Regions from separate parts of the Homo sapiens genome. Here region 2 is linked to region 1. A link is a contact called in ENCODE Hi-C or POLR2A ChIA-PET data. All regions are on one chromosome and are shown on one strand. The core of a region is the stretch at or near the end of the contact, and the rest is flanking DNA. Distances in the headings are between cores, read along the strand shown.

Region 1 (4,022 bases), core at 177-2,676:
CTGGCTCATTTTTTTTAAAAAATTTTTTTTGTAGAGGTGGGTGTCTCCTTATGTTGCCCAGGCTGGTCTCGAACTCCTGAGCTCAAGTGATCCTCCCACCTCAGTCTCCCAAAGTGCTGGGATTACAGGCACAAGCCACCGCACCCAGCCCAGTATCAGAGATCTTTCCATATCCATCAAAGACAACAAACATGATAGAAGAAACTGAATGTTAGCCCTTTGTTTTGGGCCTCACAACCAGGTGGGTCTCTTCCAGTCAGGCCCCCACCATTGACCTTCCTTAGACATACAACAAAAGGAGCATGATTGTTGTTTCTGTTAAACACACCTCACTTTTGAATAACAATGGCCTCCTTTGAATCTTTAAGGTAGGAAACCACTTTTACTTTCGTTATGTTTAATCAGTCTAGAAACTTCCTTGCATTGAAGTTGTATTTGTCTTGTTTTCTTTTCAGTCTGTCTCCTCATTTTTAAATGCTTCCTCTGCTAAAATTGTTATTCAGATTTCTTAATGCAAGACTTGAAGGTATTGCCAAGGGGAACTCATCCATTGCCTTGCGTGAAAACTTGGGTCTAAAGGTCTAAGGTTTTAGAATAAATGTGATTAAAAAAAAAAAAAAAAAGGCCGGGGGCGGTGGCTCACGCCTCTAATCCCAGCACTTTGGGAGGCCGAGGCGGGTGGATCACCACAGGTCAAGAGTTCGAGACCAGCCTGGCCAACATGGTGAAACCCCAGCTCTATTAAAAATATAAAAAGTAGCCGGCATGGTGATGCACGCGTGTAACCCCAGCTACTCGGGAGGCTGAGACAGGAGAATCGCTTGAACCCGGGAGGTGGAGGTTGCAGTGAGTTGGGATCATGCCACTGCACTCCAGCCTAGGCAGCAGAGTGAGACTCCATCCCCCCCAAAAAAAAAAGATGGGGAAATACTGAAGTAAAGAGATGAAAATCATTTCCCTAAGTATAAAGTAAATAATAATAAAAACAATAGTTTTAGTTTACACTTTCAGTTTCACAATTGTAGTTCTGTTTAAAGCTTTCATAAAATCCATCAACTTCTGGGCAGGTGGAAACTCATAGCCAGCCTCAGGCTTGTCACAGGCCTTCCAAGTGAGGAACTAATTGATGAGGATGTCAAAATTAAGTAACTCCCTTTAGCAAAATAATTAGACCTAAGAAATGCTTTGATTATTCCTTCAGAACTCATTCTATTAAAGCAGCATGTTTTCCAAGGCAGACATGTGCTACATAAATAGTTTTCACTCTGGTACCAGAAGGAAAAGAATCCTTCTCTCTTTCATAAACCTTTCTTAGACTCTCTGACATCATGGATATTGATGCTGTGCTAGAACCAACATCAGCACAGGCCCCGGTGAGATGTGGAAATATACATCATTTGCTGGAAGATGTTCAAGGACACTTCCGTGGTCAGAATTTCAGCTACCAGCTCTAGGAATAATACAGGAGCTGGAATGATGCATTCCTAAATGCTCGTCCCCCACTCTCCCCTCCCGTTCTGAACAAGTGGGCTGTGGCTCCTGAATGCGGCAAGAGCAGGAACATCTAGCATAGGAAGCCCAGCATCTGAAGTGGCAGATGAGCTCATCTTGCCCCAGGAGTGCCAGCACAGCTTGCCAGCCTAAATCCCCTGGGACAGAGTGTGGGGCCTTCTGGGTGGACCTCATCCTGACAGTTCTGACCGAGCTTACCCATGGCTTGAAGTCCCAGCACTCCTGCAGTGCAGTGGGAGCCTCCACGGCCCACCCTTCAAACTCCACACCCAGCCAACACATTTAAAGGAGTTTTGTTCCCAGTGGATTTGTTAATTAAAAGTGTCACTCACAGCATTCCCCAAAGGCTGGAGTACAAGAGGGAGCCTTTCTTAAGTGAGCAGTTCTCATTGCTCCAAAACAACTCTGAGAAGAAAGCCCAAATTCCTGGCTCTGCAGACCAGTCGACCTGACATCAGCTGTAAGGCTGCGCTAACATGGTGTCAAGAGTGGCTCCCAGGCTGAATGCAACAAGTAAGAGTGAGCTATTGCTCACAAGAGGCACTTAATACAGCCTTGATGATTTCATCTGAAAACTAAATTCTCCTATTGTTCTAATCACTTAGTGCCTCAGGCTCCAGCTCCCCCTACTTCCCACCACTTCCCAAACCCAGGATACGCCATTCACTCTTTCACTCTGCTGTCTCATCTCTGCTCCCTCTCTCAATGTTACTGAGTCATTTCCTTTCTCGTATTTCACAGTGTAATCTCAGTGTTTGCCAGGACCCACAATTTAGCTAGATTAATCCCCACTTCCCCGCTACTCCCACCTCCTTCCTGGCTTCACTCCCTTGCTTAGTCTACTTCAAGAAAAACTCTCTGCTGTTTTAAAAGTATAACTTCCCTTGGAAATGCACACACATATACAAATATATTTAACCTGCCTATATATGTGTATTGTATAAATACATACACTGTACAGGTTTCATATTTGAAAATGGAACAAAAAAGGAAAAAGAAACATATCAAACTATTTATGGTGATATATGCAAATAACAGGCTCACTGGTAATTTTTTTTTTCTTATCTAAACTGCTTTGTACTTTCCAGATTTTTAGCAGTGATTATGTATTGTTTTCACAACCAGTAAAAACAAAAATACTAATGAAGGTACAAAAAGACAAAAAAGAAAATTGATGCATGAATACACAGGTCATAAGGTATAAGCAGCACTTTGGGAGGCCGAGGTGGGCAGATCACCTGAGGTTGGGAGTTCGAGACCAGCCTGACCAACATGGAGAAGCCCTGTCTCTACTAAAAATACAAAATTAGCCGGCTGTGGTGGCACATGCCTGTAATCCCAGCTACTCAGGAGGCTGAGGCAGGAGAATTGCTTGAACCCAGGAGGCGGAGATTGTGGTGAGCCGAGATCGCACCATTGCACTCCAGCCTGGGCAACAAGAGAGAAACTCAGTCTCAAAGAACAAACAAACAAACAAACAAAAAGAGTTCCTGAAGATAAACTACACTTTTGGCTCCTATCTTCGTGTGGCTCAAATCAGGGGACAAATGGAATCAATCACCTGATCCCATGCTGTTTATAAAGAAAAAGAATAGCAGTTCCTACGGGGAAGAAAAGCTTTTCTTGACAGTAAACATTTTTTTCCTCGACTTAAAAAAAAGAAAAATCCTCTACAAGTGCTTCCCATGGAGAGCCCTGGTGGTATGTGGGGTTAACGGTACCTGTAACAAATATAAGCGGGAGTGGGCTTTTTCCCCTTCCTTCAAGAGCCCCTTGGACCACTACTTCCCAGACAGCCTCCTTCTCTCAGTCCCAGAAAGACCAACCAATTCCTGGCCTCCAATTACATTATGAGTCTCTGCTTAGAGAACTGCCCAGGTTGGACAAAAGCATGGAGTTTGCTAAGGGGCAAGAAAGGTCACCACGTCTCTGAGAAGATATTTGGCTGGAAATGGTAGGTTATGAAAAACCATGTCGTGTGAAATCAGTTTTCCCTCATGGATTAATATTTTCCTCCAGAAAGACGCAAATGTAGAAAGCCATTTTATTTAACAGGTAAATTGTGTGTTTGGGGTTAAAATGTTTTGAAATTGGTGGGGTGGCACTCCCACCCTCCAAGTCACCCTCCCCTCAGACTGGCCTCCCCATCAGCCTGCGGAGGGGGTGTTAACTTTGCTCCAGTTTCCTCCTCTCAAGCCACTGCTACCTCCTTCTACCTCCTTCATGACCTTTCACCTTGATGAGGGCAATGGCCTCTGGGCTTCCCTTCTGCCAATCTTTCTGGTTTTCCTCCCTTCCTCCTTCCCTCCCCCCACCCTCTCTGCCTGACAATCCATTCACTATCTCACCTCCAGGCACATATCCCAAGGACACCTGGTATCCAAGTCCCCCTGGGTCACCATGGCCCATGAAATAACAGCACAACTCACATAGGCATCTCCCAGACACAGCAGCCTACTGCCAGACTCTGTGGGCTCTGCAAAGACCACACGCAGTTGTGGAGTCACATA
Region 2 (4,030 bases), core at 1,297-3,796, 240 kb before region 1:
ACACATGCACATGTATGTTTATTGTGGCACTATTCACAATAGCAGACTTGGAACCAACCCAAATGCCCATCAATGGTAGACTGGATTAAGAAAATGTGGCACATATACACCATGGAATACTATGCAGCCATAAAAAAGGATGAGTTCATGTCCTTTGTGAGGACATGGATGAAGCTGGAAACCATAATTCTCAGCAAACTATAGCAAGGACAGAAAACCAAACACTGCATGTTCTCACTCATAGGTGGGAACTGAACAATGAGAACACTTGGACACAGGAAGGGGAACATCACACACCAGGGCCTGTCGTGGGGTGGGGGACAGGGGGAGGGATAGCATTAGGAGATATACCTAATGTAAATGACGAGTTAATGGGTGCGGCACACCAACATGGCACATGTATACATATGTAACAAACCTGCACGTTGTGCACATGTACCCTAGAACTGAAAGTATAATAATAAAAAATAAACTAATTACTTAATAAATTTTTAAAAAAAGAAAGTAACCTTGAGGGGGACTGAACTGCAGGTGGGAGATGGAAATATCATCTAGCATTGAAATTTACAGTTTCTTAATCCAATAGTCACCACTCCCCTTCCCAGTGATTTTTAAGCAGAATTTAAAAAAAAATGAAAATGTTTGATTTGGCTCTTCGTTTTCCTCGATGTGAAACCTTCTCTCATAGAGGTTCTAACAGGCACTGAAACGAGAATTAAGAAAGGGTGGGAGCAGAATAATCGCTGAAGGGGGTCATTGGCTACCAGGAAACCCAGAAGTAGCTGTGTTCTACTAGACATACTTGCAAGGTTCTAAGGAGGTTTAACTTAATTGAGATTTGACTTTAAAAAAAACTTTTTATTGTCAATATTTTGCTCTTTGGAGAGCAGTGACTAAGATTACATTTTGTTAATGTTTGTGGGGAGCAGAATCATTGAGCATTGTCTGCTTTGTAAAAGTGCTGTGGCTCCCAGGAATCTTCAGTGTCAGTGAAGTGAGCTGTCACTCTCAGTCAGGGTCTCCTTCCAATTAACTACGATAAATTGACATCTATTGAGTATCTTCTATGTGGAGGCGCTGTGCTAGAAGTTTTCACATGCATTAAAAACAAAAAGCCGAAAAATGAATTCTTACAATAACACTAAGGTAAAGGCATTATTAACCCTATTTTGCATGTATAAAAAAAATGGATGTAAGAAGAAAACCGTCCTTTTTACTTTATTGTTATTTAAAAAACAATTTTGACTTTTATTTTAGATTCAGAAGGTACATGTGCAGGTTTTTTACATGGGTATGTTGCAGGATGCTGAAGTTTTGGACCATTAGGCCCCAAACCCATCACCCAGGTAGTGAGTATAGTACTCAATAGGTAGTTTTAAAGTCCATCCTTTCCTCCTTCTTCACTCTGGTGGTCCCCAGTGTCTATTATTGCTATCTTTATGTCCATGAGTGCCTAATACTTAGTTTCCACTTATAAGTGAGAACATGAGGCATTTGGTTTTCTGTTCCTGCATTAATTCACTTAGAATAATGGCCTCCAGATGCATCCATGTTGCCACAAACAACATGATTTCATTCCTTTTTATGGCTGCCTAGTATTCCATGGTGTATATCTACCACACTTTCTTTATCCTATCTACCACTGATGGGCACCTAGGTTGATTGTATGTCTTTGCTATTGTGAATGGTGCTGTGATAAGCATACGTGTGTCTTTTGGGTAGAACATGGATTTTTCTACAAAAGAAATTTAAAAACTTGCTCAGAAACTAGAAGTTAAGTCTGACTTTCACATTCTTTATGCTATTCCACCATGTTCACCCTTGCCTGATAACATTGTTGTGCATTACCCCTCTCTTCTTCATTGTAAATTGGTTTCAAATTTGGAGGTTCTAATTCCTTGGTAGTAGCTTCCTACAGTGCTATTTTGAAGGCACACTGGTTTCGGTGGGAGAGATATACAGATTAGCTAGATAGATTAGTGATGTCTGCAGTGGAGATGGGGTCAGAGAAGAACAACATGCATGGCTAGTATTCCCTAGTCTTTGTCCAGCCTCAAACGATGATGTCTCTACTGACGGTATCATGTCACAGGTTGTTATGAAGACTTGGTGAGGAAGTACATGATCAATTGTTATTTGGAAGATGGTTCCAGAAGAATGACAGAAGTGAATGAAGAGGATATTCCTGGCTGGAAAACTTGATAAAATTGTTGAAAAGGGAGTTGAGTAATTTATTTGTCTTTGGTTACCCTATTAGTGAAAACAGCTAATGAAGTCTCCCCAGATAACTCAACATTTTACTTAATTTCATCTCTAAGAAAACACTTTTAACCTGCCTCTGGAAAAAAATATGTTTGCTCATAAATAACATTCTTGAAGCCATTTGCCTCCGGTAAACTCTCAAATTTTTTTGCCAAAGAATTCTTACTAAATCAGGATTTTCTTGCTGGTCCTCCAGTAACTGGGAGGAGCCACTGGGATGCCGTGCTTGTTGGCTGCTTCTGGCCTTGGCTTCCTGTTCTCCACAGCAGAGGGGAGGAAATCCGCAGGATGCCTGCTACCAGGGGACAGGGTGACTCAGGAGGAAAGACTCCACCTAAAATAGTCGTGGTATGCAGTCTCTGAGTCACTTCACTTTGAAATCAGTTAATATAAGATCCTGGAATTAGCCCCACAGGTGACGGGAAGTGGGGAAGAAGGAAATATCTGAAAAAAAGTTTATCCAAAAGAGAAATTGTCCATGAATATGACTTTTTAACAGCAGAAAAGGCTAATATTCAGGGAGAAATTTCACCTTGAGAGTTTAAAGTAGATAAACTGTGATTTCTTCCATGGAGCATGGGCATAAAGCACTGGTCTGGGTCCAATTTAGGGACCCACTGGGAATGAATGTTTGCTTAAAAACACATTAGACAAGCAGCAGCAGGGCAGCTGTGTAAACAGAAGTGTGCTGTTTTGATGCAGTTTTCCTGACTGTTGTGTTTATAATCCTTTCTCTAGAATTATCTGGCCAAAATGTCCATAGTGCCAATAAATTCCAGGTTTATCTCTAACTAATGATAAACATTAAGCTCTTTCCCTACTGAGACAGGGAGAAGAGTATTCCTGTTTCTATTCAAAGTTCCCCAAAGCAGCTTTCTGTATTTGAAATGTCCTCTCAGACCATTGTTGAACCTCCCTTTACTCCCTTCTGACTGGCTCCCAGCCTCCTAGAATTAATTTATTTATTCAAGCTCTTCATAGTAGGGGAGGAAGGAACTGTATTCAGTCATTTATTCTTAAAACGTGTATTGAACATTTACATGATGACACATGATGACTGAGGCAAAGAACACCCATTCCTTCAAAATGCTCAGAGTCTAGTTGAGGAAATAAAAAAGTTAAACAACAAATTCGTAATACAAAATGTTGAATATCCAGTAGATTTAACCATAGGCTTTTTGAAAGACACAGGAACCTTGAATGGAGCTGGAGTTCAAGTGAGATTTCTTGGAAGTCTGGAGGACAAAACTGAGTCTTCAAGGTTAAGATGCAAGTATCTAGGTAAACTGAGCCTCAATCAAAGCTAAATGTTGCCAGGTGTGGTGGCTCATTCCTGTAATCTCAACACTTCAGGAGACTGAGGCAGGAGGATCACTTGAGCCCAGGAGTTAGAGACCAGCCTGAACAACATAGCAAGACCTCGTCTCTGCATAAAATTTTTTAAAAATTAGCCAGGCATGGTGGCACATGTCTGTAGTCCCAACTATTTGGGAGGCTGAGGTGAGAAGATCGCTTGAGCCTGGGAGAATGAGGCTGCAGTGAGCCGTGATTGTGCCACTGTATTTCAACCAGGGTGACAGAGTGAGATCCTGTTACAAAAAAAAAAAAGCTAGATATTCACTGGTAGATAAATGCAGTGTGAAGCTTGATTGGATATTGGTTTGGCAAAACATGGTGAGACACATTTTGGGGATGATTGGAAAAATACGAATGTATGAATGTAGACCGTATTAGACAATATTAGAAGGTTGTTATTAACTTGGATGTA

What was found. Hi-C counts contacts between places; a loop is a spot of excess contacts on that map. ChIA-PET counts read pairs that join two places held with the same protein, here RNA polymerase II (POLR2A). Pooled maps may share reads with other maps.
Region 2: a pooled map shows a loop between it and region 1 (2.7-fold over the local background). The contact joins two enhancer-like sites. A Hi-C loop is called at or near these places in 1 of 50 pooled maps. POLR2A ChIA-PET finds 5 or more read pairs at or near these places in 4 of 52 experiments (K562, PC-9, activated T-cell and 1 more).

Annotation. Positions count from the first base shown.
Region 1 is chr3:149,574,190-149,578,211 of GRCh38, forward strand. All of the region lies in intron 2 of WWTR1 (WW domain containing transcription regulator 1), which reads right to left. Among named protein-coding and RNA genes, the nearest start is that of WWTR1-IT1, 76 kb to the right of the region's middle. RefSeq lists enhancers at 1-606, 607-1,233, 1,234-1,860. Within about 2 kb of position 1,427, at least 24 of the 41 ENCODE cell types and tissues checked have a DNase peak (open chromatin) inside an H3K27ac peak, as active enhancers do; they include PC-9, where a contact is called at or near this core.
Region 2 is chr3:149,337,550-149,341,579 of GRCh38, forward strand. No RefSeq gene overlaps it. Among named protein-coding and RNA genes, the nearest start is that of TM4SF18, 5.9 kb to the left of the region's middle. RefSeq lists enhancers at 494-663, 1,960-3,159. Within about 2 kb of position 2,547, at least 28 of the 41 ENCODE cell types and tissues checked have a DNase peak (open chromatin) inside an H3K27ac peak, as active enhancers do; they include PC-9, where a contact is called at or near this core.